Regions from separate parts of the Homo sapiens genome. Here regions 1, 2, 3, 4 and 6 are each linked to region 5. A link is a loop called in an ENCODE intact Hi-C map of the cell type or tissue named here. Cell type or tissue: heart left ventricle. All regions are shown on one strand.

The links. Hi-C counts contacts between places; a loop is a spot of excess contacts. Peaks named below come from ENCODE experiments on the same cell type or tissue, not always from the same donor. Only the 100,000 strongest peaks of a DNase experiment are listed, where the experiment ranks them.
Region 1: a loop joins it to region 5, with 4 times the contacts of the local background. A loop is called at or near these places in 22 of 110 quality-filtered maps.
Region 2: a loop joins it to region 5, with 3 times the contacts of the local background. A loop is called at or near these places in 5 of 110 quality-filtered maps.
Region 3: a loop joins it to region 5, with 4 times the contacts of the local background. A loop is called at or near these places in 16 of 110 quality-filtered maps.
Region 4: it touches region 5 in a loop (4-fold over the local background); 8 of 110 quality-filtered maps call a loop at or near these places.
Region 6: it touches region 5 in a loop (4-fold over the local background); 9 of 110 quality-filtered maps call a loop at or near these places.

Annotation. Positions count from the first base shown.
Region 1 is chr5:66,604,885-66,609,884 of GRCh38, forward strand. All of the region lies in intron 1 of MAST4 (microtubule associated serine/threonine kinase family member 4), which reads left to right. Among named protein-coding and RNA genes, the nearest start is that of MAST4, 11 kb to the left of the region's middle. In heart left ventricle, no CTCF peak of the experiment used is centred here; no DNase peak of the experiment used is centred here.
Region 2 is chr5:66,415,549-66,420,548 of GRCh38, forward strand. All of the region lies in intron 1 of LOC105379003 (a long non-coding RNA gene), which reads right to left. Among named protein-coding and RNA genes, the nearest start is that of LINC02229, 94 kb to the right of the region's middle. In heart left ventricle, no CTCF peak of the experiment used is centred here; no DNase peak of the experiment used is centred here; H3K27ac peaks cover 188 bases.
Region 3 is chr5:66,434,965-66,439,964 of GRCh38, forward strand. All of the region lies in intron 1 of LOC105379003 (a long non-coding RNA gene), which reads right to left. Among named protein-coding and RNA genes, the nearest start is that of LINC02229, 74 kb to the right of the region's middle. In heart left ventricle, a CTCF peak has its summit at 1,979; no DNase peak of the experiment used is centred here; H3K4me3 peaks cover 5,000 bases; H3K27ac peaks cover 4,914 bases.
Region 4 is chr5:65,759,169-65,764,168 of GRCh38, forward strand. It overlaps NLN (neurolysin), which reads left to right. Exons shown (of 13, transcript NM_020726.5): 3 at 3,792-3,940. Among named protein-coding and RNA genes, the nearest start is that of NLN, 39 kb to the left of the region's middle. In heart left ventricle, a CTCF peak has its summit at 1,897; no DNase peak of the experiment used is centred here.
Region 5 is chr5:66,305,348-66,310,347 of GRCh38, forward strand. The region is part of intron 1 of LOC124900988 (a long non-coding RNA gene); the gene reads left to right. Among named protein-coding and RNA genes, the nearest start is that of LINC02065, 98 kb to the left of the region's middle. In heart left ventricle, CTCF peaks have their summits at 1,209 (motif pointing right) and 2,493 (motif pointing right); no DNase peak of the experiment used is centred here; H3K27ac peaks cover 470 bases.
Region 6 is chr5:66,862,657-66,867,656 of GRCh38, forward strand. The region is part of intron 3 of MAST4 (microtubule associated serine/threonine kinase family member 4); the gene reads left to right. Among named protein-coding and RNA genes, the nearest start is that of MAST4-AS1, 140 kb to the right of the region's middle. In heart left ventricle, a CTCF peak has its summit at 2,077 (motif pointing left); no DNase peak of the experiment used is centred here.

The DNA of each region.
Region 1 (5,000 bases), 300 kb after region 5:
GGTTAAACTATTAGGTCGGTGTACACAGTCACTGAGACTGACATTCACAAAATCCTCACATTTGAAATTACTTCTTAGGGCAGTCATAGCCAGCGAAATTGCATTATGGTATTGAAATGGAATGAAGTTGTGATGAAATCTATTTTGTGTATAAAAGTTCAACAACTAATTTCACAAATTAGTTTATGAAATAAATTAGTTCCCTATAAGCATATCTACCTCCTACATAAGACAAACTCACAAAATTTGCTTTTTACTCACATACTTTTAGCTGGAGTGGCTTGATTGAAATAACCTGAGCCCTCACCTAGGCTTCATTTGAAGAGTGGCTCTGAGGATACTTAGATGCAGCCAAGAAGAGGAGGGGAGGATTGCTCTGGAGGAAAACTCAGGCCCAGAGAAAGAAATACAGAAAGGTTTTACTTCAAGAGGAGAGTTTCAGACATCCTAAATGAGCAGAATATATACCTGCAAAACCCAAGAAAATGTTGACTTTCCCGTCCTCATGGCTCTTAGCAGACTGGTAAGTAGAAGCGCCCTGTTAAGTCTATGCAACCTGAGTTTGAAAATTGAGGGTGCCTGAGCAGGAGAGCGAATGAGAGGAAAATTACTTGTCAAGTAAGACTGTCCCTTTGCCTTATATTTTGGTACTTTACTGTTCAAAATACTACATTGGTAAATTTTAATTCACATACTTTTTTCTTTCCTTGGAATTACTTGGTTATTTGTTCTACAGTCAGTGACCAAGTCTCCCTAATTGGCTACCCTGGTTTATTGTTGCTTGGGGAGTGGGACAGTCCCCAAAGAGCCTGTAAGACCCCTGAGGGTCAGCTTTAATCCACGGTGATTGTTGGGTTCTCGCCACGATGCATGCAGATTCCCTTTTCAGAGGACAAGGGATTAAAGGGAAATTACAACTTGGAACTCTTGATTTTTCTCCTTAGAAACCTCAATATCGTTTTTGTTTTCAAGATTTCCACTTTTGACATTAAAACATTTCTACCCAGAGAAAGCTTAGCCTAAGTGTGTGAGCAGCAGCCTGAGGGCAACCGTTTTAGAATTATCAGGTAAGACTGGTTGGGAACAGTTATGCTAGTAGAGTAACAACAATGACAATTTTGTAACCTGCTAAAATCATATCATTTTATATTCTTTTAAAGTTATTTCTGAATCACCAGTTTCTGTGTATCAGGTTACCTGTCATTCCTTGTTCTTATTCTTGCTTCTTTTTTTCTTCTTCTCTATCTATAGTTTTATCATCAGACCTTTAAAAAGAACACAACAAATGCTTTAGCTAGAAGATGGCAGAAAAGCCTCTTGTTAAACAGAATGTTTGGGGGCAAAGCCTTTTTTGGTTACTGAATTTTATGATTCATAAAAGATTAATTTGAAAGTTCTTCTTGTTCTCACCTTGTTGCTTGCTTCTTTTTCTAGAATGTCATGGTATGTTTTCTTGCCTTATTCTGTGCTGAACAAGCTATTTTTTTTTAAATAATTGGACATCTTGTAATGCTTTAGGGCTCTCTGGCCATCAGTCATCTTTGAAAACTATTGAAGATGTGAAGGTAGAAAGTGAGTATAAAATTGTGCTGTTAACAAAAGTAGTTATCTTGATTTCTCTTTTCTCACTTTAAAAGCTGAAGTTAGCAAAATAAGTTCTGTTTTTGGAGGTTTGTGCTGCATTATCTTTGTTCCTGCATTGTGCCAGGTTTTGCATATATGTTGTTAATATTTGTAGTACTTACAGTTTGCACAGCCTTTTCTCATATTGCCTATTTTCTATAAATTTCTCTTCGTGAATCTCTCCCACTGGTTTGTGAACCCCTCAGGTGGAAACCATGTCATATCAACTCAAATCTTGCAACAGGGAGGGTGCATGGCATATAGTGGGTAAAAATAATACATTACACAAAATCGCACTTGAGACATAATGTGTGGCGAAGCAACATTCTGAAAGTGAATTTGCTCATTTAAATTAAATATTAAATGAGTATATGAATTTACTCATTTAAATATTAAATGAGTATATGAATTTACTCATTTAAATATTAAATGAGTATATGAATATACTCATTTAAATTAAATATTAAATGAGTGTATGAATTTACTCATTTTCACACAAGCCTTTTTGAAATTCAATTGATCATTAAATTGGTCTACACTACCATGTTACAGCTAAGTGACCCATTCAACCTCATACAAGTGAGGAGGAGAATAGTAGGGAGATACTGGGACAAGGGCAGGTTTGAGGAGATCATCAAGCCTCTTGGTCATCTCTGCATCCCAGAGCCTGGCACAGAACCTTGCATGATGTGGCACACAATGATCAATTGCTGAATAAATGAGAATGCCATTTAGGGGATAGGTTGCTCTGCACTTAGCATAAAAGTTTAGATTAAGCGTCTGTAGAACTTTTGTTAAGGTTAGTGCTAAGACATAAAGCTGCTATAATCCTGGGTTTTAGGACACCAGTTAATGGGATAAGTGAGTTTCTACAAATGAAAGAGTTTGCCTGTAACCCAATTCTTATTTTCCTGTTGGCTTTGGGGAGTTGTATTCTGCCAGGATAATTCTTGGTTATTCATTAAAATTATACTTGTAGCAGTTAAGGCATTTTTGGCCACATGTTAAAAGGAATTATTTTGGTTTCTGATGAAGTATTGACAGCTAGCTTTAACATGTTAACAGTAATATTGGGCTGTACTCAGTTCTCAGGGTAATGCTGCTGTGAGTGGAAATGGATTGCAGGAATTTGGTCAGTAGTGAAAGTATTGGCCTGGAAATTGGGGAATCTGAACTCCTGCCTTGGCTTCTTGCTAGGCAAGTTATTAGCATCTCTGATCCTCATCTGTGATGAAATAAGAGGTCCTTCTTAGCTACAGTTTTTTTATTTGCCTCTTATTACAAAATATTACCTTTAAAACTTAGTTTTCATCACTCTATACTTTTTTAGGAACTGTTGATTGACATTTTCTTTTTGACGGACTTGATAATTGGTGTTTTCTGATTTGTCAATAGGCACCTATTCTTCCTGTCCCACCTAGCTTTATTAAAGTATAATTGACAAAAATGTATATATTTATGGTGTACAACACGATGTTCTGATATGTATATATTTTGAAATGAAATGATTAAATCAAGCAAATTATATCCATCACCTCACATGCTTACTTTTTTTTTTTGTTTTTTTTTTTTGAGACAGAGTCTCTGTTGCCCACGCTGGAGTGCAGTGGCACTGTCTTGGCTCACTGCAACCTCTGCCTCCCTGGTTCAAGTGATTCTCATGCCTCAGCCTCCCGAGTAGCTGGGATTACAGGCGTGCCACCATGCCTGGCTAATTTTTGTATTTTTAGTAGAGACAGGATTTCACCATGTTGGCCAGGCTGGTCTCAAGCTCCTGACCTCAGGTGATCCACCTGCCTTGGTCTCCCAAAATGCTGGGATTACAGACATGAACCACTGTGCCTGGCCTTTTTTTTTTTTTTTTTTTTTTTTTTTTTTTGATGGCGAGAACATTAAGGTCTATATATACATTCTTGACGGGAATTCTCAAAAGGATCCTTACTCATGAATTCTACCTTTCAGATAATGCTTACATAGGAAAATATGGACGACTTATATGTTCTGCTTTAATTCTTTTACACTTATTTGGTATGTCTCTGTCAGTATCCCTAGCAAGTGTTGAGGGTACTGTCTCTCACCTCCCAATCCCTGCGGAGGAGTTTGACTCCAGAGGACATGGTCAGTTCTGTGTTTGTCTTGATGCTGGAGCACTCTGTTGTGTCATCTCACCCATTCAAATGCTCAGGCTTCTGTGTGGCTTTTGAAATACTTACATTCTTTGAATAGTCATTCTGAGCATGGCACGTCAGTTTTAGAATAAGTCTTGTAATAGATGGCTGGTAGAAGCAGCAGGGGAAAGCGGGGGGCGGGGGGGAGAACGCGAGTCTTCTTCTCAGTACAGGGTAACTTTAGAACCTGTGAATTAGGATCTTAACTGTCTGACCTAGGACTGTCCTTTAGAAAATGCTGTGGTGTGGCTATCTGTTGAGTTGTTTTTGAAGTAATCTTAACACTAGAAGATATTGTTCTAGATGGAATCACAAAGGATGGTTTTTGGTGCCAACCCTTGGAGACTGAGTGTGGAATTGGATCTTTCTCCCTTAGATTTTTTTTTTTTTTTTTTTCCCTGTAAATCCTTGGATCAGTGGCAGAGTCTGCAGGCTCCAAACAGAAAGACTTGGGTTTGGATTTTTCCTGCTGCCTGGGATGATTTTCCTTTGGCCACGTGTCACAAGTCTATCACTCCTGTGTCCTAGACCAACTACTTCTGATTTTAAAAAGTTAGTCTTTTATTTAAAAAGGTTTGTAGGATCTCCGTTTCCCTGGGCAGCCAGGGCTTTCCTGTATGTTCTGGACATAGCTGCCCAGCCCTTAAAGTGGACTGAAAGTCTATTTGCATAGTTAAATTGAAATCTATCAAAACTTGTTTTGTACCAATGCACTACTTTTTTTTTTTTTTTTTGAGACAGCCTGGCTCTGTTTCCCAGACTGAAGTGCAGTGGGACCATCTCAGCTCACTGCAGCCTCTGCCTCCCAGGATCAAGCCATCCTCCCACCTTAGCCTCACAAGTACCTGGGGCTACAGGCGCATACTACCACGGCCAGCTAATTTTTTTTTTTTTAAATACTGGGTTTTGCCATGCTGCCCAGGCTGGTCTTGAAGTCCTGGGCTCAAGTGATCCACCCACCCTAGCCTCCCAAAGTGCAGGGATTACAGGAGTAAGCCACCATGCCCAGCCTGGTGTTTTTTTTTTTTTGTTTTTTTTTTTTTGTTTTGTTTTTAAAACAAAGGCAGACAGTTCTCAGTTCTGGACTAAGCTATTGGTGAGTCATTTCATAAGTTTGTTTGAAAGTCAGTTTGGAACTTGGAGTGTATAGTACCATACACTTCACACCCAAAACTAATGGGTGTGAAGCCAACCAAAAGAAACCACCAT
Region 2 (5,000 bases), 110 kb after region 5:
TAAAAAGAAATATTATTTAGCCATAAGAATAAGTATTGATGTATGCTACAGTGAGGATCAACCTTGAAAATATTAAACTAAGTGAAAGAAACCAGGCACAAAAGGCCACATATTGTATGATTCTATTTATTTGAAATGTCTGGAAGAGGCAAATCCATAGAGACAAAACACAGATTGATAGCTTCCAGGGACTGGGGAGAGGAAGAGAATGAGGAGTGACTGCTAATTGGTATAGGGTTTCTTTTGATGATCATTAAAATATTCTGGAATTAGATAGTGGTAATGGTTGCACAACTTTGTAAATAATATACTAAAAACTAATGAACTATACACTTTAAAAGGGCAAATTTTATGGTATTTGAATTATATAATATCTCAGTAAAAAAGAATGAATTAGATTTAGTTGTCTGAAATTGAGAGATGTCTCTGGTCCATTGTAGGGTTAAGGAACAAGTTGTGGAACAGTATACAGCCTATTCTTACAACATAACAAAACAAACTATATCAGTCATGGTCCAACCAGAAAAATAGAAAGCCCTTTAAATATTTAAAACAGAGGAAATTGAATTCAGGGAATTGATTGAAAAGGTAAAAGGTACCCTACAAACTTAAGAGATAATATTATCAGAGCCCAGATGCTGAGGCCACTTATTGTGAGCAGGAACCACAGAGGGTCTTTCCAATGGGAGCTGAAGCCATAGAAAAATTGCAGCTACCACCAGAGATGCCACAACAACCAGGGTGACGGGGAGAAAGGCTTTTGGCTTCTCTCTTCCTCCCACCCTCCAGTCTTACCCTATCACCTTGCCCCTGCCTCCCCGCCACACACACACACACACACACACACACATTGTTCATATCTACTTGGAAGCCAGAGGGAAAGAGAACCTGAGAAACAGTTCCCAGAATAGAGAAAATGTGGACCAAAGCATGGATATAAAAACAAACAGGCAGTTTCCCTACATGATCAACCCCTTTTGCAACCTGGCATTTATTCTTATTTGCCTAGCGAGGCATTTGTCATACAAATCAAACTGTTCTCACTCTCTCCCAACAAGGGGAGACCCAAGGTCCCACTGGTTGTCATATCCATTTCAAGTGCATGATTTCCAACTGAAATTATCCTTCCCAAAGGTCTGGATGCTGCTTCTCCTAGTCTAGATGCCTATTGACTTAGTTGAAAAGTTAAATATCACCAACAATCATCATTTTAAAAAAAGGGAAAAGGAAAGTAAAAGGAAATAATTGAATAATATAAACCTAACAAAAATATTTATAGCTGCTAGGGTCCTCATTTCTGTCATTGGTCATGAGACAACAGTTAATTTTTATAACTTCCTCTTTCTATCACCCATTCTCTGCCACCTTGCCCTTACTCAGCACACCACCTGGTTGGGGTCCTTGACCTGCTGGGGCAACTGAAAACACAATTCCTAAAGACTCTGAGTCTTTAGTGGCCATGCCTTTGTTGGATTGTTGTAGTCTTCTATTGATCTTTACTTGGAAGTAATAAGAGGCATCTCAGCATATCTTCTGGCTCCAATGATGGCCTCTTTACCTCCATTGTGTAGTAACAACCCAATTTCCCCCTTGTTAATTTAAATCGATTTCATTTTCTGTGTTTTGGTGCAGTGACATGAGGAAATCCAAATAGCTAGATGGCGGTTTCCCCTTCTACTTCCTGTCAAAGCAGTCCTCACCTGGAGACAACTCCAAGATTGCAGGAATAGGAAGCAAATCTCTAAGAATAGGTATAATAGTTAATGGGGTCGATTCTTATTCCTTGGTTCCCAGACTCATGTGTTCTGGCTACAGAAGAAAGAGCACCAACAGTTTGTTGCAGTTAAAAGCATATATTGCATTCTATAGCTTGGTACCAAACCTCACACTTTAACTGAGTCTGCAGTGAGCCATTCCATCAGGCCAGCTGCTTCTGGACAATTGAGGAATATGGTAAGGCTGGTAAATTCCATGAGTGTGAAGCCATTGCTGTACTTCCTTCAGTATAAAATGTATTACTTGCTCAGAATGTTATGTGAGATACCATGATGATAAATGAAGAACTCCTTAAGACAGTTCCCTAAGAACTCCATGGACAGTGGTGCTGACAGAAGAATGCAGAGCTCATTATACCAGGGAAGTTTTGGCATCCTGATGTAACTGAGTGTAGGCAGTTGAATCCAAGTTTCAGTCAACCAATCAAGAAAACTGCAGAAACTGTTTCCAGCTGCATGAGCTAGAACATTGTCTGGAATCTTGAGTAAGTGAATCCTTATTGATAAATTCAGCCTCGTCTCATGTTATTTTCTATTCTTGGACTCTCATCCTTACAATTTACTTGCACAGCTGTTCTCCAGGTTCCTGCTCATAAGAATTAGCATGATCTTACATTTCCTTTGGTGCATAAAATATTTTTTCCCAGAACGGATGTTGTTGTCCTCCCCTGAGAGTACAGTGGTGTCTAATTCTATTTATGCATCCAGAGCAATGAGAACTCACAGGAGTAGGTCTGGAGGAGAATAATATCCCATGGCAGGAAGCTGCCTGAGATATGATCATTACATTAGAGACTTTAAGTAAGGGAAGGCTAGCTTCCACAGACAGGAGAAGCTGGTCTGGCTCCACAGAAAGGGGGCCCAGAGGGATTTGTCAGTTCAAGCTTCTAAGCATTGGCAAACTACCCAAATGTCCTCTCAAGACTCGGGATCCCATGTCTTCTCAACTAATGGCCTAACATTAGCCTATGAGATGTGGCTAGATTTTGTGTTAGTTTACATTGTAACTTGCAACGTGCACAATCAGATTTTGGGCCAAATCTTCAGCTGTCCACTCAGTGGTTACTGGAAATAGATTATTTTAAGGATGCTAAAGAAACCCTTTGGTTCTGTAACTGTGCCTGAGCTGATAGTTTCTTTTCTGTAAGTGTTTGGCACCTTTAGAAGCAGGAGCCACCCAATAGCTTATACCTATTGAGTGAACGAGTTACAGTTGTTATTTAATGACAAAGACATGCTCTGAGAAATGCGTCCTTAGGTGTACTTTCACAGACTTAGGTGGTATGGCCAACTGCTCCGACCACCATGGTATATGAGGTCTGTTGTTGACGGAAACATTGTTATGTGGTGCATGACTGTATTTGATCTTCCAAAGCCCTGTCTTAACTGGCACATTATCCCAAGCAACATTTAGGTGACAATTTAAGTAAATGTGTTGCCACTGCCTGCCACATTTTACTTCCATTTGCAAGGATAATCACAATATTTATGCTCTACCAGGTGAGCAACCCAAACCAGAATTTGTCTCTTCCTCCACCTTCCCCTCTTCCTCCCTCCTCTCTCCTCCTCCTCCTCCTTCTTCCTCCTCCTCCTCCTCTTCTCTTTCTTCCTCTTCCTCCTCTTCTTTCAATAGTTTTTGGGGGAACAGGTGGTGTTTGGTTACATGGATAAGTTCTTTAGGTGTGATTTCTGAGACTTTGGTGCACCCATCACTCAAGCAGTGTACGCTGCACCCTGTGTATTATTTTATGCTTCACCCCCTCCCACCCTTCCTCCCAAGTCTCCAGAGTCCATTATATCATTCTTATGCCTTTGCATCCTCATAGCTTATGAGAATATACGATGTTTGGTTTTCCATTCCTCAGTTACTGCACTTAGGATAATGGTCTCCAACTCCATCCAGGTTGATGTGGATGCCATTATTTCATTTCTTTTTATGTCTGAGTAGTATCCCACAGTGTGTGTGTGTGTGTGTGTGTGTGTGTGTGTGTGTGTGTGTGTGTATGATATATATCACGTTTTCTTTATCCACTCGTTGTTTGATGAGCATTTGGGCTGGTTCCCTATTTTTGCAATTGTGAATTGTGCTGCTATAAGCATGCATGTACAAGTGTTTTTTTCATATAATGACTTATTTTCCTCTGGATAGATACCCAGTAGTGTGATTGCTGGATCAAATGGTATAAATAGTTCTACTTTTAGTTCTTTAAGGAATCTCCATACTATTTTCCATTGTGGTTGTACTGGTTTACATTCCCACCAGCAGTGTAAGAATGTTCCCTTTTCACCACATCCACATCAACATCTACTTTTTTTTTAATTTTTAAATTATGGCCATTCTTGCAGGAGTAAGGTGGTGTCACATTGTAGTTTTGATTTGCATTTCCCTGATAATTAGTGATGTTGACTATTTTTTCATATGTTTGCTAGGCCATTTATATATCTTCTTTTGAAAGTTGTTTATTCATGTCCTTAGCCCACTTTTTGATGGGATTATTTGTTTTTTTTCTTGCTGATTTGTTTGAGTTCCTTGTAGATTCTGGACATTAGTCCTTTGTTGGATGTATAGATTGCAAAGATTTTCTCCCACTTCCTGGGTTGCCTGTTTACTCTGCTGATTATTTCTTTTGCTGTGTAGAAGCTTTTTGGTTAAATTAAGTCCCATCTATTTACCTTTGTTTTTGTTGCATTTGCTTTTGGGTTCTTAGTCATGAACTCTTTGCCTAGGCCAATGTCTACAAGAGTTTTTCCAATGCTATCTTCTATAATAGAATTTTTATGGTTTCAGGTCTTAGATTTCTAAGTCTTTGATCCATCTTGAGTTGATTTTTGTATAAGGTGAGAGATGAGGATCCAGTTTCATTCTTTTACATGTGGTGTGCCAATTATCCCAGCACCATTTGTTGAATGGGGTGTCCTTTCCCCACTTTATGTTTTTGTTTGCTTTGGTCAGAGATCAGTTGGCTGTATTTGGCTTTATTTCTGGGTTCTGTATTCTGTTCCATTGGTCTATGTGCATGTTTTTATACCAGTTCCACGCTGTTTTGCCAACTATAGGCTTGTAATATAGTTTGAGGGTAGGTAATGTGATGTCTCCAGATTTGCTCTTTTTGCTTAGTCTTGCTTCAGCTATGCAGGCTCTTTTTTGTTCCATATAAATTTTAGAATTTTTTTTTAGTTCTGTGAAAAATTATGGTGATATTTTGATGAGAATTGCATTACATT
Region 3 (5,000 bases), 130 kb after region 5:
CGATCCTACATGCTAACAGCAATATTCTACTTATTGCCCTCAGTCCTAGTTTGCAGAATGCTTTCTGCCTACCAACTTACTGAAAGAGATGCTGCTGGAAACCAAAGCCATGGCCTTGGAGATTCTCTCACCTCCCAGCTTGCACGGCCCCCTCCTTCTTGACTGCAGGAGACCCCGATGGGTGTGTCTGGCCTGGCATGCCACTAGCAGGTGTTTCTTGATTGTTCTTCTTTCCTGGGGTGGAGAGTCATGACCTGATTCTCATTCTTTTTATATTTTCTCACAAGGTAAGGGAGAAATTATGGGCCAGCCTATCTACTGGCTTTTGACCCATTTGCCAACTGTTCTTCAAGTCACAGTATAGAATCTACAAAGGGAAGTCAGGAATCAAAAAGATGTTGGTGGATTGCTGCAATTAAATAAAACCATGAGGGAATTATAAGAAATAAACATCAAGTCCAGGTTTATGTTTATTCTTTTCGTATCTTTTTTTCTTCCACCCCAAAGATATTGCAGGTTTATGTTTAGAAGATCAATTTCATTAAAATCAGCATATAGGAGGCCACTGTAAGAAGCCCTGAGAAAATTGGTAGCAAGGTCACTAAGAGTGAAGCTAGCAAAAATCAACTTTAAATGGATGAGGACAAAGAGCACACACATAAACCTACGGACTATTCTCAGTCATGACGATCATTGCCACAACCCTCAATAAAATGTGTGCAAACAGATAGCATATTAAAAGATTAATATTACACGACCAAAGGAATTTATTCCATGAATGTAAGGGTGTTTCAATATTTGTATGTTTATTAATATATTTCACATTAATGGATTCAAATATTATAGAAAGATTTCCATCAATTTTTTGAGAAAATTCAACATCTGTTCTTGATTTTTAAAAAAAGTTTTAATAGAATAGAATTTAACAGATATTACTGTGTTATGCAAAACCCAGTATCATGCCTATCAGGAAAAGAGTAGAAGCATTCCTATTAAAATCAGGAACAAGGAAAGAACACAGCGTCACTAGTGTAATTTATCATGGCCTAGTGGAGTTTTTCAGCACAATTAGAGAAGAGAAAGAAATGGATGGTTCAAAAGTTGGGATATAGCACATAAAGTTATAATTATTAGCAGATTTATTTGCCTCAAAAAATCCAAGAGACAATAAATTGAAATGTTGTTATAATCAGGGAATGTGGCAAGGTAACTAAATAAAGGTAGTATATGGAAATCAATAGCCTTCATATATGCAAATTATAATCAATAAGAACAAGAGGCCCCCAAGGGCAAATACAAAATACGTGAAATACTTAAGGATAAACTTAAGAAATGTACAAGATTTATAGGATGAAAACTTTAAATATTAATGAGGGTCACAAAAGGACACTTGAACAAATAATATACTAAACTGATAGAAAATTATATCATTATAAAGATATTAATTCTCCTTAAGGTAAACTAAATGTATAACATACTGCCAATAAAATGCAACTGCAGTTCTTTTAGAACTAGACAAGCTAATTCTAAAACTTATATGGCCCTGATTTCTTAACAGATAAGGCTTTGGCCTCCTAAAATTTATATGGAAAAAATAAACAATCCAGGAAAGCTAGGTAAGTTATGAAAAAAAATGAGGGAACTGTTTCTACTAGATATAAAAACATAATATTCAAAACAACGTGACACTGAATGTTAAGTAGATAAATAAACTAGTGGAAAAAAATTAGGAATAGATCCTCAAGCATTGAGGAATTTATTTTGTGATTTTTCAAAGCAGAGGGTGAGCCGATTATATGTTGGCATTTACCCCCATTCCCAACCTTCCATGCTCCCCTCTGCCACAAATATGCTGGCTGGAAGCCAGAGCGCCACATTTCTGGATTTTCTTGTCAGCTGCCTATGGTAAGGTTCTGCAACTGAGGGCCACTCACTGGTTGGGATTGAGGAACAAGAGGTGAGAAGGAGCCATTTTTCTGCTTCTGGTGCCTCTTCTGGCCGCAGGAGGAACATCAGCAGCAGGTAACTTGGGCTCCACCAGCATTAGTAAGAATGGTGGTAGTTTGAGCAGCATCCTTAGAATGTAAGTTCTGGGGTTCCTGCTCAATGTCTACAGAAATGTTCCAAAAAAGCAATGGCCCTGCAGCCAGCAGCTCAGCAGTGAAAATAAACTGTTGGTTTCCAGCCCAGGAGCACTAGCAGCGTCATGATCACAGACTAATATCTCTTTCCCCTGTTGCTTCTTTAGCCCTTCCAATTCCTTGTCACAAATTGTTTGCATTAATTTATTCTCTGCTGGAAATATCTAGAGTACTTCCACATTTCCTAACAGGACACTAGCTGATCAAAGGAGAACATAGCAATTATTCAACAAATGATATTGGTGAAACTAGGTACAGTAACTCCTCACTTAACATTGTCTATAGCAGGGGTCCCCAACCCCTGCTATCAGTTTGTGGCCTGTTAGGAACCAGGCCGCACAGCCCGAGATGAGTGGCAGGTGAGCATTATGGCCTAAGCTCCACCTCCTGTCAGATCAGCTGCAGCATTAGATTCTCACAGGAGCATGAACCCTATTGTGAACTGCACATGTGAGGGATCTAGGTTGCACACTCCTTATGAGAATCTAATGCCTGATAATCTGAGGTGGAACAGTTTCATCTTTAAACCATCCCCTGCCACCCTGGCCCATGGAAAAATTGTCTTTCATGAAACTGGTCCCTGGTGCCAAGAAAATTTGGGGACTGCTTGTCTATAGGTAACTGGAAACTGGACACATAATGAAACTAATTTTACCATAGGCTAATTAGGAGAAACAAGAACTAAGTTCCTATGGCATATTTCTGGCACAAAAAAAAATCGCCAAACTTCTAAATAAATATCCCCAACAGTTCTAATCTTAAACATTGAAATAAGTATGAGCTATACAAACATTTGAGAAAGATTAATAAAAATCAGTAAATGACTAGTCAATTTGTGGTGAGTCAGTGAGTAATGGCAGGTGTAGTGGTGGTGGGTTAAATGAAGGAATAAATGTTTGCAAAGTGATAATTGTGAGGAGCCTCTCTTGCCCCTATGCAGTTCCAAAACAGTCATAAATGTGGTAGGTTTGCTGAGTGCTTTTGTACCTCATCGTTTATTGTTGTGCATTTGCATGATTATTGAATACTTTATGAATTTTTACTTTACAATTATTTGTATTCATTCATTCCTTTTCCAGCCGGCTTATTTCAGTTCAGGGTCATGGTGGCCAGAGTCTATCTTGGCATCTCAGGGCATAAGAGGTGAACCAACTTTGGGTAGGATGTCATCCCATCACAGGGCACACTCCCACGCACTCACTCTTGCTCACACTGGGACAATTTAGACACGCCAATAAACCTAAGGTGCATATCTTTGGGATGTGGGTAGAAACTAAAGTACCTGGAGAAAGCCCATGCAGATGTGGGGAGAAAGTGCAAACTCCACATAGAGAGTGGCTCTGGCTGGAAAGCAATTTATTTTTCTCATCAATGTTGTGAAGAAATGGTTAACTAAACAATGTTATTCAAGGATCTGCAGTCAACTTCTGGAACTAAAAAAAAGATTTGATTCCTTACCTCACAGCTTATACCAAAATATATTTTAGGTGAATCAAATATTTGAATATAGAAAAAAATACACCACAAAAATATAGAAGAAAACAGACCAGGCACAGCAGTTCATGCCTGTAATCCCAGGACTTTGGGAGGCCAAGAAGGAGGATCACTTGAGCCCGAGAGTTTGAAGCCACTCTGGGCAACACAGTGAGACCTGTCTCCACAAAAATTAAAAAATTAGCTGAGCGTGGTGGTATGCAACTGTAGTCCTAGCTTCTCAGGAGGCTGATGTGGGAGGATTGCTTCAGTCTCAGCTACTCAGGAGGCTGAAGTGGGAGGATTGCAGTGAGCCATGATCATGCCACTGCACTGCAGTCTGGGTGACAAAGCAAACCTTGTTCCCCCACCAAAACACACACACACACACACACACACACACACACGTATGTGTATATATATGAACACATAGCAGATTGTTAACCATATGCTCAGAGAGCTGAAGGTCTTTCTTTCTTTTTTTTTTTGAGATGGAGTTTTGCTCTTGTTGCCCAGGCTGGAGTGCAATGACACAATCTTGGCTCACTGCAACCTCTGCGTCCCAGGATCAAGCGATTCTCCTGCCTCTGTCTCCCCAGTAGCTGGGATTACAGGCATGCACCATCACATCTGGCTAATATTGTATTTTCAGTAGAGATGGGGTTTCGCCATGTTGGTCAGGCTGGGCTTGAACTCCTGACCTCAGGTGATCTGCCCACCTCGGCCTCCCAAAATGCTGGGATTACAGGTGTGAGCCACCGCACCTGGCCCTAAAGTTCTTTCTAAGATGCTCCAAATAGTAGAAACATTTGAAAATTTAATTTCATTAGAAAGTTGGCATGAAAAAAAAAATCCCACCACAGAGGAAGTTAACAGGCAAACAGGGAAAATATTTGCAATTCATATCCTCAGACAAACATCAAAACCCCAACAGAAAAATCAACAAAGGTAATGGACAGACAGTTTACAGAAAGGAAATATGAATGGTTTTCTTTTTCTAAAAAAAAAAAAATTAGAATTCATGAATGAAGCCATCTGGTCCTGAGCTTTTCTTTCTTGGGAAATTTTAAATTAATGATTCAATCTCCTTACTCATTATTGATCTGTTCAGATTTTCTATTTATTCATGATTCAGTCTTGGTAGGTTGTATGTATCTAGAAATTTATCTGCTTCTTCCAGGTTATCCAATTTGTTGTGATATCATTTTCCATACTACTCTCTCCTTTTAATTTCTGTGACAGCGCAAGGTCTCCTCTTTTGTTTCTGATTTCATTAACTTGAGTTGTCTCCCTCTTTTTCTTAATCTAGCTAAAGATTAGTCAATTTTGTTTATCTTGTAAGGTGTTGGATGTCTATTACCTTGATTGTGGTGATGAGATCATGGA
Region 4 (5,000 bases), 550 kb before region 5:
GTTATATCATAGGCTTAGAAACAATTCCCAAATGTCAACTAATAGATTAGATAAATAAATTATGAAACATCCATCCTCTGTAATGCTGTATAACCATTAAAATCATGGATTACAAGCAGTATTTAATGACATGGGGAAAAGGACACAGAAGAACTGGAAGAAAATAAATTTTATCAATGGTTTTGTTAGGATTCTCTAGAGAAATTGAACCTATAGGGTGTGTGTGTGTGTCTGTGTGTGTGTGTGTGTAAGTATATATATATATATAAACATATGTATGTGTGGGGAGAGAGAGATTGATTGATAGATTGATTATAGGGAATTGGCTTACATGACTAAGGAGTCTGGAAAGTCCAGAATCTCAGTGGGGGCTGGTAGGCTTGAGACCCAAGAGAGCTGATGTTCCAGCTCCAGTCCGAAGGCCAGTAGCCTAGAGGCCCAGAAGAACCAGTAGTGCAGAAGTCTGGAGACTGCAGGAGGATTCTCCCTTGTTCAGGGAGTCTTTTAGGCCCTAAACTGTTTGGATTTTGGCTACCACATTATAGAGGGCAGTCTGCTTTACTTCAGGCTCATCACTCTAACGTTAATATCATCAAAAACACCCTCCAAGTTAACACATAAGATTAATCATCAGAATGTTTAATATATCAGGTGATGGGTTTATAGCTAATTTTTACTTTCCTCTTTATGTATTTCTCTATTTTCTGTATTTTCTGCCCTTACATACATTATTTTTATAACATATTAGACCCTTCAAGTTATAAGGAGTGAAGATTCCCTTTGGTTACCTCTAAGGGTTGGACATACTTTGTAGAATAATTATGACAGACAACTTTGGCTGTGTATCCAGGCTTCATACAAGAATATAAGATAGCTGCAGAACTGGATATTGTAAACATTCGTGGGCATTTTGGAATTTGAAAGATCATCAGAATCCAGCATAGCCCTAGTGACCTGGTCATCTCCTTGCCCCCACTATCCCTTCATCACCAAGAGTTCTCTACTCTATGTTTCACTGTAAAAAGGACTTGGCTATTTTCTCTTATCTCAGTGTTTGTTGGCTATTTTCTCTTATCTCAGCATTTGTTTCAGTTTCTGCTCCTACTACCAACTGCTTCACTTTCATTAATGGCTTCTCAATCTTATTACACGTCTTGAATTTAAACTCGTGAATAAAAAGATCTGGTTGTCTTCATTAGTCAAAGTCAAAGGGATAGAGTTAGTCCCTATTCAGTAGAGCTTTTCTAGCTGGCAACTTCATGTGCGTGTACCATCCTGGATGTGGTTTGTCCTTGGTTCAGGTGCTCACTTCTTCAGTCACTTGTGGCCAAGATGGTATACCAACCCATAACTTAGGCATTTGAGACAAAGTCTCACTCTGTCACCCAGGCTGGAGTGCTATGGCACAATCCTAGCTCACTGCAGCCTCGAACTCTTGGGTTCAAGAGATCCTTCTGCCTCAGCTTCCTGAGTAGCTGGGACTGCAGGCATGTGCCACCATGCCCAGCTAATTTTTACATTTTGTGTGGAGATGGGATCTCACTATGTTGCCCAGGCTGGTCTCATGTATGTTGCCCACTCCTTGTCTCAAGTGAACCTTCTGTCTTGGCCTCCCAAAGCACTGGGCTTACAGATGTGAGCCACCATGGCTGGCTCAAACAAAATCTTTATAAAATAATTACTTTAAATTGTTTTTCTCTCAATAGTAGATCTTTTCAGCATACTTTCAAGTTTGTGATGTTTGTTCTTGCTCCTCTATAAATTTATTTTTGTGGGTTAATTATCAAAATTTTTGAGTTTAGGAATAGATTTCTTAAAAACTAACTTTCTCTTATCTGGGCATATTCTCTGAGTCCATTATGCCTCTCACAGTAGCTGTTGAAACCTTGTTTGTCTAGTGTCAGGCACTGGGCGTCAGCATTGTCTATGGTTTGGCAGTGAGAGCATAAATCTGGTTCCAGGTCTTTGTGGCAAAGTAAGGAAGGAAATGGCTTTCAGCACCTTTGTTTGTTTAAGAATGTTTCTAATTTTAGGCTCCTGCATTTGATGTTGCTTATATAAGTTTATGAGCAATTTTTATTCCTTCTTAATATATTTCATAGCTAATTTATTTTATTTTTTTATTATTATTATTATTTTTTGAGATGGAGTTTCACTCTTGTTGCCCAGGTTGGAGTGCAGTCATGTAATCTTGGCTCACTGCAACCTCCGCCTCCCGGGTTCAATCAATTCTCCTGCCTCAGCCTCCTGAGTGGCTGGGATTACAGGCATGCACCACCGTGCTCAGCTAATTTTGTACTTTTAGTAGAGACAGGATTTCACCATGTTGGCCAGGCTGGTCTCAAACTCCTGACCTCAGATGATCCACCTGCCTCAGCCTCCCAGAATGCTGGGATTATGAGCTTGAGCCACCGTTTTATAGCTAATTTTTAAAAGTAAACATATTGCAACCATATAGTTAACTAGTATCACTTAAATAAGTGCTGTATTAAATTTCAAAATTTTCTATTCCATTCTTTCCTTAACCGACAGACATAAAATTATTATTAAATCCTAAAAGCATAATTTCATAATTTGATATTTCAAAAATATACCTTATGGATTTATTCTGATATTTGTGGCAGGTATTTCTAATAGCTTTATTTGTAACAATGTTTTAGGAGGACTGATACGAGTGTTTAACTGTATAATTTCTTGCTGTATAAAGGATAGCTCTACTGTCTACTATATATCATATGGAAATTTTACTGTTTATAATACCTTCACAATACTGAAGTTAATCAAATAAAAATTTACTTATTTTCACAGCATAACACAACCATCACTATAAACCATACTTATTTTTGTTCTATAGTATTGGTTATTTCACTGACATCAGAGATTTTTACCCAATTAAAGTTAAAATACAAATTGATGAAAAACCCAGGAACCACCTTTAATATGTGAAGATTAAACCAAACTAAATTATCATTATTATTTAATGGACTGTCTCCAATGTCTGGCTACTTGTTGGATGTGTCCACTTAGATTTCTGGGGATCCTTTGAAGTTATCTGGAATTTTGAATGTTTTTATGTATGTGTGCATTTGGGGTAGGGTCCGTTGCTTTGATTAGATTTTCTATGGAGTCTTTATCTTTTTATGTACCCTTTTCCCATCCCAGATCCTAAGAAGCCTCAGTATAGGAACTGTGTCTTTCTCTTCCTGCATTGCCAGTTGATAAATTACACCCTCAGGCTAGATGCAGTGATTCATGCCTGTAATCCTAATACTTTAGGAGGCTGAGGTGGGAGGATGACTTTAGCCCAGGAGTTTGAGACCAGCCTGGGAAATATGGCAAAACTGCAGCTCTACAAAAAAATATAAAAATTAGCTGAGTGTGGTGGTGCATGCCTGTGGTCCCAGATACTCAGTGGTGTTGGGGAAGAGGGGTGCTGAGGCAGGAGGATTGCTTGAGCCTGGGAGGTTGAGGCTGTAGTGAGCTGTGATTGCACCACTGCACTCCAGCCTGGGCGACAAAGCAAGACCCTGTCTCAAAAAAAAAAAAAATTGTACCCCAGTATACTTTGATAAGTGCTCAGCTCACATCTTTACCGTTCATAATGATGCCAGCTGGAACAGCCAAATCCTATATTAGATGCTTTTTCTTGGTAGCCTTAGGAGGCTTTACAGAAAGTATAAAATAAAACAAACTTTTATTGGCATGATCATTCATCTGGGTATGAGGTATTTGGCTTAATACTGATTTGACAAGTCCTGTTGTGTGGTGATAGTTTTTTTCTCCATCTGCAGTGGAAAGGACCATGCTAGACTTTCCCCAGCATGTATCCTCTGACAAAGAAGTACGAGCAGCAAGTACAGAAGCAGACAAAAGACTTTCTCGTTTTGATATTGAGATGAGCATGAGAGGAGATATATTTGAGAGAATTGTTCATTTACAGGTAAGTGGTGTTATAAATCCCTTTAAAGAGGGAAAAACTCTACAACAAAAAAGAACATTCAGTCATAAATAAAACATACTGACTGGATTTTCTTAGCTTTTGTTTCGAATGATTATAAAACCATAATGGGCATTATATAGTATTACATAATGTTAATTATATCGTTGAGGTTATGTTGAGCTGCTAATTCCATTCACTTAAAGACCAAATGTAGAAGAGTGAACATCTGTAAAGTTAAGGCTTTTTAATAACATTATGAACTTGATGGTTACATGTAAGGGTTATCTTAGACCAAATCAATTAGAAGCAAATGGAATCAAGTTGTTTATCTGTAAATATCTCGTGGTTTTGGAACCATAATATTGATGACATACTGTTGATGCTGTATGCCGGAGTCATTCCTGTCTGTCATCCTTACATTTTTCAAGACTTGGGGAAATTATGGATAATAAATGTTCTAGGTGGGTCTGTCCAGGTGTTTTTGATCTTTTTACCAATGTTGATTTGCCTCCTAGCAGCTTTCAATTTTTATTTTCATGACACTTCAGCAATTTTTTTGGGGAAAAAAAACAGTTTCAAAATTCCAGGCTTTTTTTTTGTTTAATTTTGCATGTTTCTTTCTGCAGAATCCTAATTACTTTTTCCTTTTTAGCAGACCGTGACAAGAGTTGGAATATTTAATATTTTAAATTAAATAGCATTTTAATTTGTAACTCATTATACAATGTGTCATCAAGATTTAGACATGTAAAATGTATATCCTATTTTCTCATATCAGACAAGCATTTTTCATCCTATAATTGATAATCATATAATTCATAATAATTCACATTTGGTCTATAAACTTCATGGTGAAAGTAAGTTATGAAAATAACTTTATGATTATTCTTCATTAGCTAAATTGTTCTTCTTGCTCCTTTTGACCACAGTTATTTGATGTGATTTGAATCATGGTCTTTATAGTCTCCTCATTTTATTTCATCCCCAAATTACATTTCTTTGTTGTTCTATTTTTTTTATGTAATTTGGAATTTTTCCTAGAATTTCCAGTTTCCTTTGA
Region 5 (5,000 bases):
AGGGGGCTGAGGAGCAGAGGTCTGGGAAGATGGGGGAGGCCATTCCAGTCAGAGGGAACAGCATGTGCAAGGGCACAGAGGCATGGAAGAGGGTGGAATGTTCCAAAAAATAGGACTACCTGTGTGAGCATGACACAAGGTGAGCATGTGGGGAATGGTGAGAGATGAACCCTAGGATCCAGGTTATAAAGAGACTTGGACTTCATCCTGTACATGATGGGGAGGGGAAACTTAGCAGGTAGGGGGCCACAGAATAGGACTAGAAAGCGTGTTGTGGTTTCGGTGTGGACAATGAATTGTGGGAGGTAAGCCTGAAAGCAGGGAGATTATTTCAATGTCCAAGTGAGAAATAAGAGGCAGTGAGAAGCTGAACTGAGGGACAGAGGGACTGGAGCAGAGGGGACAAATCCAAGGGAAATTTAATGGGAAGAACCAGCTGGTTCTGGTAACTGCCTGAATCAGGGGAGAAGGAGGAGGTTGGGAGGGAGTTGAGAGAGAAGAAGGAATGACGTGAGTCCGGAATGCCTGCTTGAGTGGCCAGATGGTGATGGTGTTGGTAACTGAGGTGGGGACCCCAGGAGGAGGAGGAACAGGTCTGGGGGAAGAAGATGTGTTCAGCTGTGGACAATTGAGGACAAAATGCTGCAGCCATTGGTAGTCCTGGATGCCTCTAGGTGGCAGTTCAAGTGGCATCCAGAACTACCAGTCTGGAGATCAGGAGAGAGCTCTGGTAGCAAGCAGGGCAGGGTGGGATATTTGAAATAGAGGGCCAGGAAAGGCCATTATAAAAAGGGAACATTCAAACAGACACTTGAATGAAATTATGAAGCAAGCCATGCAAATATTTCACACAGGTAGCTAGCCAGCTCTCCAAGCTGCTCTTCCTAACGGCATTAGAGCCATGGAACGGAGTGTTGGTGGAAAGATGCTCACTGACCAGTAAAGGCATATCCTCCTCTCTCCTCCTCCAGGTCAATGGGGCAGGAGGCTGTTCATCTGTGAACTCCAGAGAGGCTACTGGCCTTGCTGTTGAGTGTGCGGAGGACTACAGGATTCCTCAGACTCCATCTATGCCCTCTTCTTCCCCCTTCCCGCCCCTGATTTTTGAATCCGGCATTAGAACCTCCCAGGGCTTCCCTTTAGGTCTTGACTGTAGCCTGTACCTAGCTGCAATGAGCTCCTCTTGGTGCAGATACTGCTTCTGAGCACTAGAGGGCTCTCCTGAGGACCCATCAGCCTGGATGAGATCCAGGAAAACGTGTCCTCTGAGGATGGTTTCTTGTAGGATTGTGGTACAATGGATTAAAGCAGGGGTGTCCACTCTTTTGGCTACCCTGGACCACATTGGAAGAAGAATAGTCTTGGGCCACACATAAAATAGCTAACGCTAACGATAGCCAATGAGCTAAAAAAAATTGCAAAAAAATCTCATAATGTTTTGAATTTGTGTTATCTCATAGGTTTATGAATTTGTGTTGGGCTGCATTCAAAGCCGTCCTGGGCCGCGGGTTGGACAAGCTTGTATTAAAGCATCATACAGCTTATGCAAGCTCAAATTATATTCTAATGTGGGCTTCAAAACCACCTTATCTGGTAAATGCAATGACTAAGACAAGAAACTCTCACGAAAGTCTTATTTCTTTTGTTGAATGAATGAATGATGAGTACTTTTGCAAAATTCCAGGAGAATTTCCAAAAAGGGATGTGAATAGGAAGTAAAGCAATTGCTGTTTTCCTATACTCAAGGCAAGCCCCAGCTGAGTGTTATTCCCTGATGACCCTTCCAGCTGTTACTACTGATTTGGGCGGAGACTTTTACTGGCTTCCTGATAACAAAGCCCTCATAGGAGGGAATCTCTCAACAGCAGAAGGCTGTGGCTACTGGAACGCTGAGTTCTCTCAGACACATTGAAAAAGTATTGTCTTGCTACAGTGAAGCCTTACCGTCATGGAATACACTAGACCGGTAAGATGGAGTTTATGCTAGCCAGGTCTGAATGGTACAGTACTAAAGAACAGCAAATTCATTAGGTAAAAAGGGAGAATGTCTACCTTTTTTGGATAAAAAGCATTTAAAAAATCTTATTATTTCAAAAGGGAACATGCTGTTTGTTCTTCAACGAGGTTATTCTTTAGTGTCATACCGTCTGCTAGGTTAGGTCTATACCAGGCAATACATCTTAGATTTTTGACCCACAAATGCCATATTCTTGCCGCTACAATTATCTACCGTGTCTAAAGGAAGTAGGTTTATGGTAAGCACCAATTTAAATAAAAATGAAAAATACAGCAGGCCTGAAGATATTCTGTTTTTTTTCTGTTAGTGCTGCTACCATATTCTGCGTTGGATGTGAGTTCTCAAGTTCTGGTCCATGGGGAATGGGCAAGTGAAGATGAGAATTGCAAAAAACTATACTCCGACCAATAGGCAAGTTTGGTGAATTCATTGTTTTGCCATCCTGAAAATAGTAGCCATGAAGGCTTTCATATCTGCCACCACTAGATGTCACTAGATATCAAGCTTCTTAGAACAACTGCGTTACAGGCTTGAACAACTGCTCCCCTCATTCTATTAATACAGTATTTTAAAACTGTATCTGTACTGTATACATTTTCCACATTGAATCTTGTGCATTTAATGTGACATTCATTCCTAGGAACCGAGCTTCATTCTGACCATAAGGCAGCTTACTTTTTGGATAGGAATAACTCCTCTAGCCTCTCCTTTATATGGCAAGTGAATTCAGATTTCCTTTGCTGTTAAAATATCCTGGTAAAGATGTGCATGATTCTGTTTTCACGTTGGCAAAATACTTGTCCTCTGATGGGTTTTGGCTGACTCAGTGCAACGTGACAAAAGTAGAAGCTTGATTGCCTTGCTTATGATTTAGGCTCCTCAGACAGTGTGATGCTTTCATAGAGGTCATTTTAGCCATCTGGGGCCTTCAGACAGGGCCACCATGTAAACCATCTGGGACGGGTGAAGAGCCTGTACTGGTTTAGAGACCTCTATAGAAAAGGTCTTTGCTAAAACAAAACCCTTTTCTTTGAAGCCCCTTAATCCCTTTATCTTTCTGCAGGCTTTCTTGTCATATTTTCTATGACAGCTCTCAGGGGACCAAAGCCAGCAGAATTTTCTCTGCCTTGGGAATATCTATCTCCATCAGTAATTCAGACAGTAGGAAGGAGAACTTGTCGTGTGTTCCCAAAGGGGCCCTTCAATTGTGCATTTGATGTTGACAACTTTCTTTGTCATGAAGAATGGAATTCAGGGCTGTGAGGATCCACAGTCTAATGCTAAAACTTTGGAGCTATATGAGGCTTCACAATTTCCAGAGCCCTTTCACATCTACCACCTCACTTTATTCTCACAACAATCTATTAAGGGAGGCAGGGTGGGTATTTTTATTTCCATTTCACAGGAGAGGAAACAGCAGCTCAGAGAAGTTAAATGGCTTGCCTAAGGGTCCCTCAGCTACAAAAGGTGGTGTCATGACCCCCCCTTGCATCTCCAGGCTCCCGGGCCTTGAGACCTCCCTCCCGCCATGACACCAAGCTGCTTCCTGTGGTGGAATTGTTAAGGGCCACAAGAAGTGGGCCTCTAGCAAGACTGCTTCCTCAAAGCTGGCAAAGGATCAGAAATCTGGGGTGGGAGAATTCAGAGCAAGAGCAGAGGAGTCCCTGGTCTCTCTGCTGCCAACTGCGCACCTTCTCAAGGTATCCAACCAAGGCAGACTAAATGATTCGGATAATTGCTTGAATGGCACTGCTTGCTGAAACTGTTATTTAAAAGATGTGAAAAAGATGGAAAGTACAGAGGAAGCCTATACAAATACCTCAACAATTGCAAGGCATTTTGGGTAGAAAAAGTGTTCAAGATATAAAGCTTGTTTCATTCAAAAAAGAATAATTGAGAAGGAGAATTTGAATATTGTTGTCAAGTCAAAACCCAGAACTTATCCTGGCCTTGGAGTGTAAGAGAAGATGGACAGGATGGAGTAGACTGAGGCAATGGGAACAACAGTACCAGGTGGGATGAATTGACTGCCTTCCCCAACCCTGAGAGTCAGGAATGGGTGGGGGAGAGTGCTGGGAGAATTCTTTTGTCAATATCAGGAGCTACTGTTTGACTGAACTGTATCTATAAAGCATTTTGCTAACCTGATGAAAACCACTAGCTAATCACTAAAATAACCTGTTAATCTGTTGAGTGGGATCCCTTTCCTGATGAATAGAGACTTTGAAAAATACTGCTTAATCAATGATGACGACTGAGCTAATTTTCCACCGCAGCCAGTATTTGACTGGATGGAGCTAAAATTTCCTACTTACCAGCCATGGCTGTTGGAAGTAAAGGCACCTGTCTGGTGTTATTTCTGAAAGAGGCCCTACCAGCAAAATCCGTGTTTGTGAACTCCTAGGTTCGTTTTGCAAGACTAGCCCTTCAGTTCTCATTAGAGCGAGTGGTTTTCAACTTTGGCTGCACCTGAAAATTGCTTGGTGAGCTTTTAAAAATTGCTGATACTTGGGCTTCATTCCTGGACGTTCAGATTTAACTGGTTTGGGGTAGAGCCCAGGCACTGGTATTTTTTTTTTTTTTGCCTTCTACCTATTTTTTTTTTATTATACTTTAAGTTCTAGGGTACAGGTTTGATACGTAGGTATACATGTAACATGTTGGTTTGCTGCACCCATCAACTCGTCATTTACATTAGGTATTTCTCCTAATGCTATCCCTCCCCCAGCCTCCCATCCCCCAACAGGCCCTGGTGTGTGATGTTCCCTGCCCTGTGTCCAAGTGATCTCATTGTTCAATTCCTACCTATGAGTGAGAATATGTAGTGTTTGGTTTTCTGTCCTTGTGATAGTTTGCTGAGAATGATGGTTTCCAGCTTCCTCCACGTCCCTGCAAAGGACATGAACTCATCCTTTTTTATGGCTGCATAGTATTCTGTGGTGTATATATGCCACATTTTCTTAATCCAATCTATCACTGATGG
Region 6 (5,000 bases), 560 kb after region 5:
TATTATGAAGGCTACCAGAAATTTGAACTATGACATGAGCCCAATAATTGAATTTACTCGTCTATAAAACAGAGTGTCTTGGATATTTTTGATCTTTGTCAAATTGAACTAGCTTTCAGGCAGGGTCTTGGAATTTCAGACTTCAAATCTCCATGCCTAATTACAGATTCGGAAGCTGATGTCCAGGAAGGCTGAGTGACCTGGCCCTGTATGTACCACCAGTTTGTGGCCAGGAGGAGAATTGTGTCAGTTTCTCTTCCTGCTATCCCTCAGAGAACTCCCTTCTCCATGGAATCTGAGTGGATTCTGTACAGAATGGCTTTTCTACTTTCCTAATGTTGAATAACTTTAAAAGGTAAATTGAAGTATAACAGGGTTGGGAAGTAAATTTGAATTCAAAGTAAGAATTGCATCAGGAATCCAATCCCAGGTTTTTCTTTTGAGTTGAGACTGCAGACCTACAAAAATTACAGTAATGTGAAACCTTGACAAAAGAAAAATCCCAGTGATTAGATATGTGGGCTTCACAGATAATATCTAGTTCACCCCTTCAGCATTTCTGGGAAGTGAGAGCCAGAGGAGAAAAACTACTGTACAGCTTCCCCGCTCAAATTGTTTGCCTCTTGTCCCATCAGACACATAGGCACGTCCACAGTGTTTGTTTCTAAAACAGAAAAATTTTGAAGGTGAAAACCACTTGCTCTTTAAAAAACTGGGACTGGGCAGAGAAGGAATAAGGAAAGGAGTCACTGTGGTTGCAGCTGCCTTTGGCCCAGTGATTGTGCAGGTGCCTTCCGGCTTCGGTCTGACCTCCAGATCCCTTTGCACCTTTCCCCATGTCTCCCTCCTCCTTGTTTCCCTCTCTCTCCTCCCACCCCTACCTCTTTCCCTTTTTCTTTTCCTCTCCCCATTTCTCATGCTTTCTTTTCTTCCCTCTGCACCCTTTCTTCTTCTTCCTTTTTCCTTCTCCCACCTCCTCAGCTGCCACACGTCAGGCCTCTGGTGTCTGGTTGGGTTCAGCCCCATGGGGAGATCCTGGCAGGAGACAGGAGACAAGAAGGAGGGAGAATAGAGAATGTGATCGAAATCATTGCTCCCTGGCTCCCTGCTGGTGGCTTTAGCACTGGATGGCTGAATGCTTTACTGAAAAAAGAAGGGCACCTGTCAGGTGACCTCTTCTCTTTTAGGTTCTGGAAGCAGCTTCCTCCCTTTCCTCTTCTGGCCTAGGGGTGGAAAAAGAGCCCTACTCCTTTGTAAGTAATCCCTTAATCAAATTCTTCTCAAGCCACCCAGTGTGAGAGTTCAATGTGTGTTTTGCAGGAATCCTGACTGAAACACTGTGTGTGGTTGAGCTGATGATGGGTAACTATGCATCCCACACACACATATACACTTACTTCATTGATTGGTTTAATAAATATTTATTGAACACCTACTAAGTGCCAGGTAGAAAACAAATGAGACAAAGTTCCTGGCTTTATGGAGCTTACAGAAAGACAAACATACATATACAGTATTATGTCCAGTAATAATAAATGTTATAATGTAAAGATGGGGAAAAGGAGTGATGGGAGCATCCCTCTTTTAGAGGAGGGGACATTTGAACATTCCTGAATGAAGCATGGGCATTCTTTGCAAAATACTTAAGGGAATGTTTTCCAGTGAAGGGAATCCCAGAGATCCTGTGTTGAGAACATTCTGGGAGAGGTTTGGGAACAGCGCAAAGACCAGTGTGGCTGCAGTGAAGTAAGAGCCGGGAGCGGGCGAGCCATAGGAATCCAGACAGGCCGCCAGGCTGGACCCAGAGAGTAGAGGGAAGGGCAGGGGAGGTATGGGAGGAAAGTGACATGGTTTGTCTTATGAGGGCATCTTTGCATATTACGGCATCTTCCCTTGGTAGAATACAGAGAGCAAAAGTAACGGAAGAGAGATATGAGGCTATTGCTGAAGTCTGGATGACTCAGATGGTGTTATGGGTTGAATTATGTCCCCCCCCGAAAATACATGGAAGTCCTAACCCCCAATACTGCGGATGGGATGAAGACACAAGGAGAAGACCGCCATCTAGAGGCCAAAATTAGGCTTGGAACAGTTCCTTCCCTCAGCCAGCAGAAGAACCAACCCTGCCAACATCTTCATGTTAGACTTCTGGCCTCCAGAGCTGTGAGACAGTTTCTGTTGTTGAAGCTACCCAGTTTATGATACTGTGTTACAGCAGCCTTAGCAAACTGACACAGATGGCTTAGATGAGGTTGAGGACACTGGAAGTAAGAAAGGGTTGAATTTGTAATATATTATGAAGTTAAAACCGGTAGGATTTGCCGAGGCATTAGACATGGGGCAGTGCTAGTTGTTTGGCCCATGAAAGAGAGAACAGGAGAGAAAAACTGAGATCAAGGGTGAGACAGTAATGTTGACTCCTGAGTCATTAGAGCCACTGGGTAGATGGTGGTGTTCTTTGCTGGAGATGACAAACACTGGGGAAGGTGGATTTGGTGGGCAAAAGTCAAGAATTGTCAAGGGACGTGTGAAATTTGCAGTCCCTGTTTGACATCTCAGATAGTTGGAAATGTCAAGGAGATGTGACAGAGTCATACATGCCAGCTATGGTGACCATCACACTCTACCACTGCTGCCTCTGAAACTATAAAGCTTGGACCACTCATTTCCACTGAGAGCCATGCTTTAGAATTGGTTTTTCAGAGGTAGGGTGGGCACCACTGGTTGCATGCAGGATTACACTAGTCAGTACACAAATAGTTTTAATTTAGCATTTAATATTTTTAAATATGTATAAGGAAAAATGCATATTACAAAGACATGTTTTCAAGATGTTATTACATAGGCCATCATTAAAATGGAAGTATTTAAGTTTTTTTAAAAAGTCATCTATTTAAATAAAACTATTAAGAAAATATCACATGTAGTATATGTAATAGTACTTGTGCTACATGGATATGGAAAAAATTAATAAATGACTGAAAGTTTAGGACACAACCTAAAGCATTTATAATGAGCTCCCTAGCCCTGTCTCATCACAGTCTAAAAACCACTTTCTTAGGGCTGTTTTTAATTACAAGTCACATCATCAATTCAGTAAGTAAAGATCAGCATTTGTTTGAAAAATCTGGAAATAGGCCAGGTGCGGTGGCTCACGCCTGTAATCCCAGCACTTTGGGAGGCTGAGGTGGGCGGATCAGTTGAGGTCAGGAGTTCAAGACCAGCCTGGCCAACATGGTGAAATCCCATCTTTACCAAAAATACGAAAATTAACTGGGCGTGGTGGTGCATGCCTGTAATCCCAGCTACTTGGGAGACTGAGGCAGGAGAATCGCTTGAACCCTGGGGGTGGAGGTTGCAGTGAGCCTAGATCGCACCACCACACTCCAGCCTGGGTGACAGAGTGAATCTCCATCTCAAAAAAAAAAAAAAAAAATCAGGAAATAGAGTACGTTGCTGGTAGTTGCTGCGAAAAGTATTGGCAAGTATTATTTCATGATGTAAAATATGAACATTAGGGTGAAAAAAGTTAGCTGCCGTCGTAGGGTCTGCATTTCAGCGATGGGGAGATCCCATTTTGGTGACTCACTTCTCAAGCTAATTTGAAAAGTCTGCGTTTAACTGGACTTTTCTGGAGATGAGAGAAAATGATCTCTTCTCCTTACAAGGTTATTAATAATAGAAGTTTCATAAATTGTGATTAGTTCTGTGGGTTTTTAGAAGCCTATGATGTCATAATTGAAAATGTGCTCTACTTCTAAACGGCACATTTCTTTGATGTTCATTTGGGTTTCTGATCCCTATTTTGATAGGCTTGATAATGGTTAAATCTCCCTGTCTTACAGATTCTATCAATTGACTTATTTTCATGGAATATTTTTGACTTTGTATAATCCTGTATGGCTTTACTTACGTTCAGGGATCTCTTTAATAGTGCCTATTTGTAATGGCTTTGTTACATTTAAATGTAGTGTTTAGTAAGAGGTTTGGTTGGGGGTGAGATATAAACTATCTCAGAGGTGAGTAGATAAGTTTATTCTTCTCTGAAAATGCATGTGATTCTTTTCAGAATTAAAACTCTTTTTTATGTTGTTGCTTTTGTTTTTTCTTTTGAGCCCGGGTCTCGCCCCATCATCCAGGCTGGAGTGCGGTGCGTGATCACGGCTCACTGCAGCCTTGAACTCCTGGGCCCAAGTGATCCTCCTGCCTCAGCCTCTCGAGTAGCCAGGACCATAGGCGTGGGCTACCACGGCAGGCTTTTTTGTTTGTTTGTTTGTTTGTTTGTTTTTTAAGTAGGTCTCCTCATATTGCCCAGGCTGGTCTCAAACTCCTGAGTTGAAGGGATCCCCCAACTTCAGCCTTCCAAAGTGCTAGGGTTACAAGCGTGAGCCACTATGCCCAGCTAATTAAAACTCTTTTGAATGGACTTTTAAGAAGCAGGCTGGGAGGCCCTCAAATATATGCTCCGATATATGATTTTCTGGTTTTCTAGGCTAGAAATGCCTAATGACAGATTTTTTTTAATGGAACTAATGCTAAAATTATAGATATACTTAGTTTTAAATTTTCCTTGTGCCTCTCCTTTTGATATACAATAACTTATACCTGATTTAAAGAATTAGGCTTTTATAAATCGTCTGATGTTAGCAACTAAATTCACTGGGCACCCATTATTTCACGCCTGATACATTGTTTTCCATAGAGCATTCTTGTAAATATGTTTACATGATGCAAATTAAGCTAAAGTACTAAGCTATCAGATCTGTAATGTTAGGGGAACAATAATTTATTTAAAAAGTATGATCTGTAGTGTTAAGGGATATTTATAATTTCTAAAATGACTTAATAAGAGAAGGCTTGGTGAAAGCATTTAGCATAGAGATGAAATATGTCTCATTAAGTTTCTTCATTATGCACATGTCAACTCTTCTTTTGTTAGTCTCTAAGAGTTTATTTACATAACTGAGAGTTGCTTCTTTTATTAATGATAGTTATCCCAG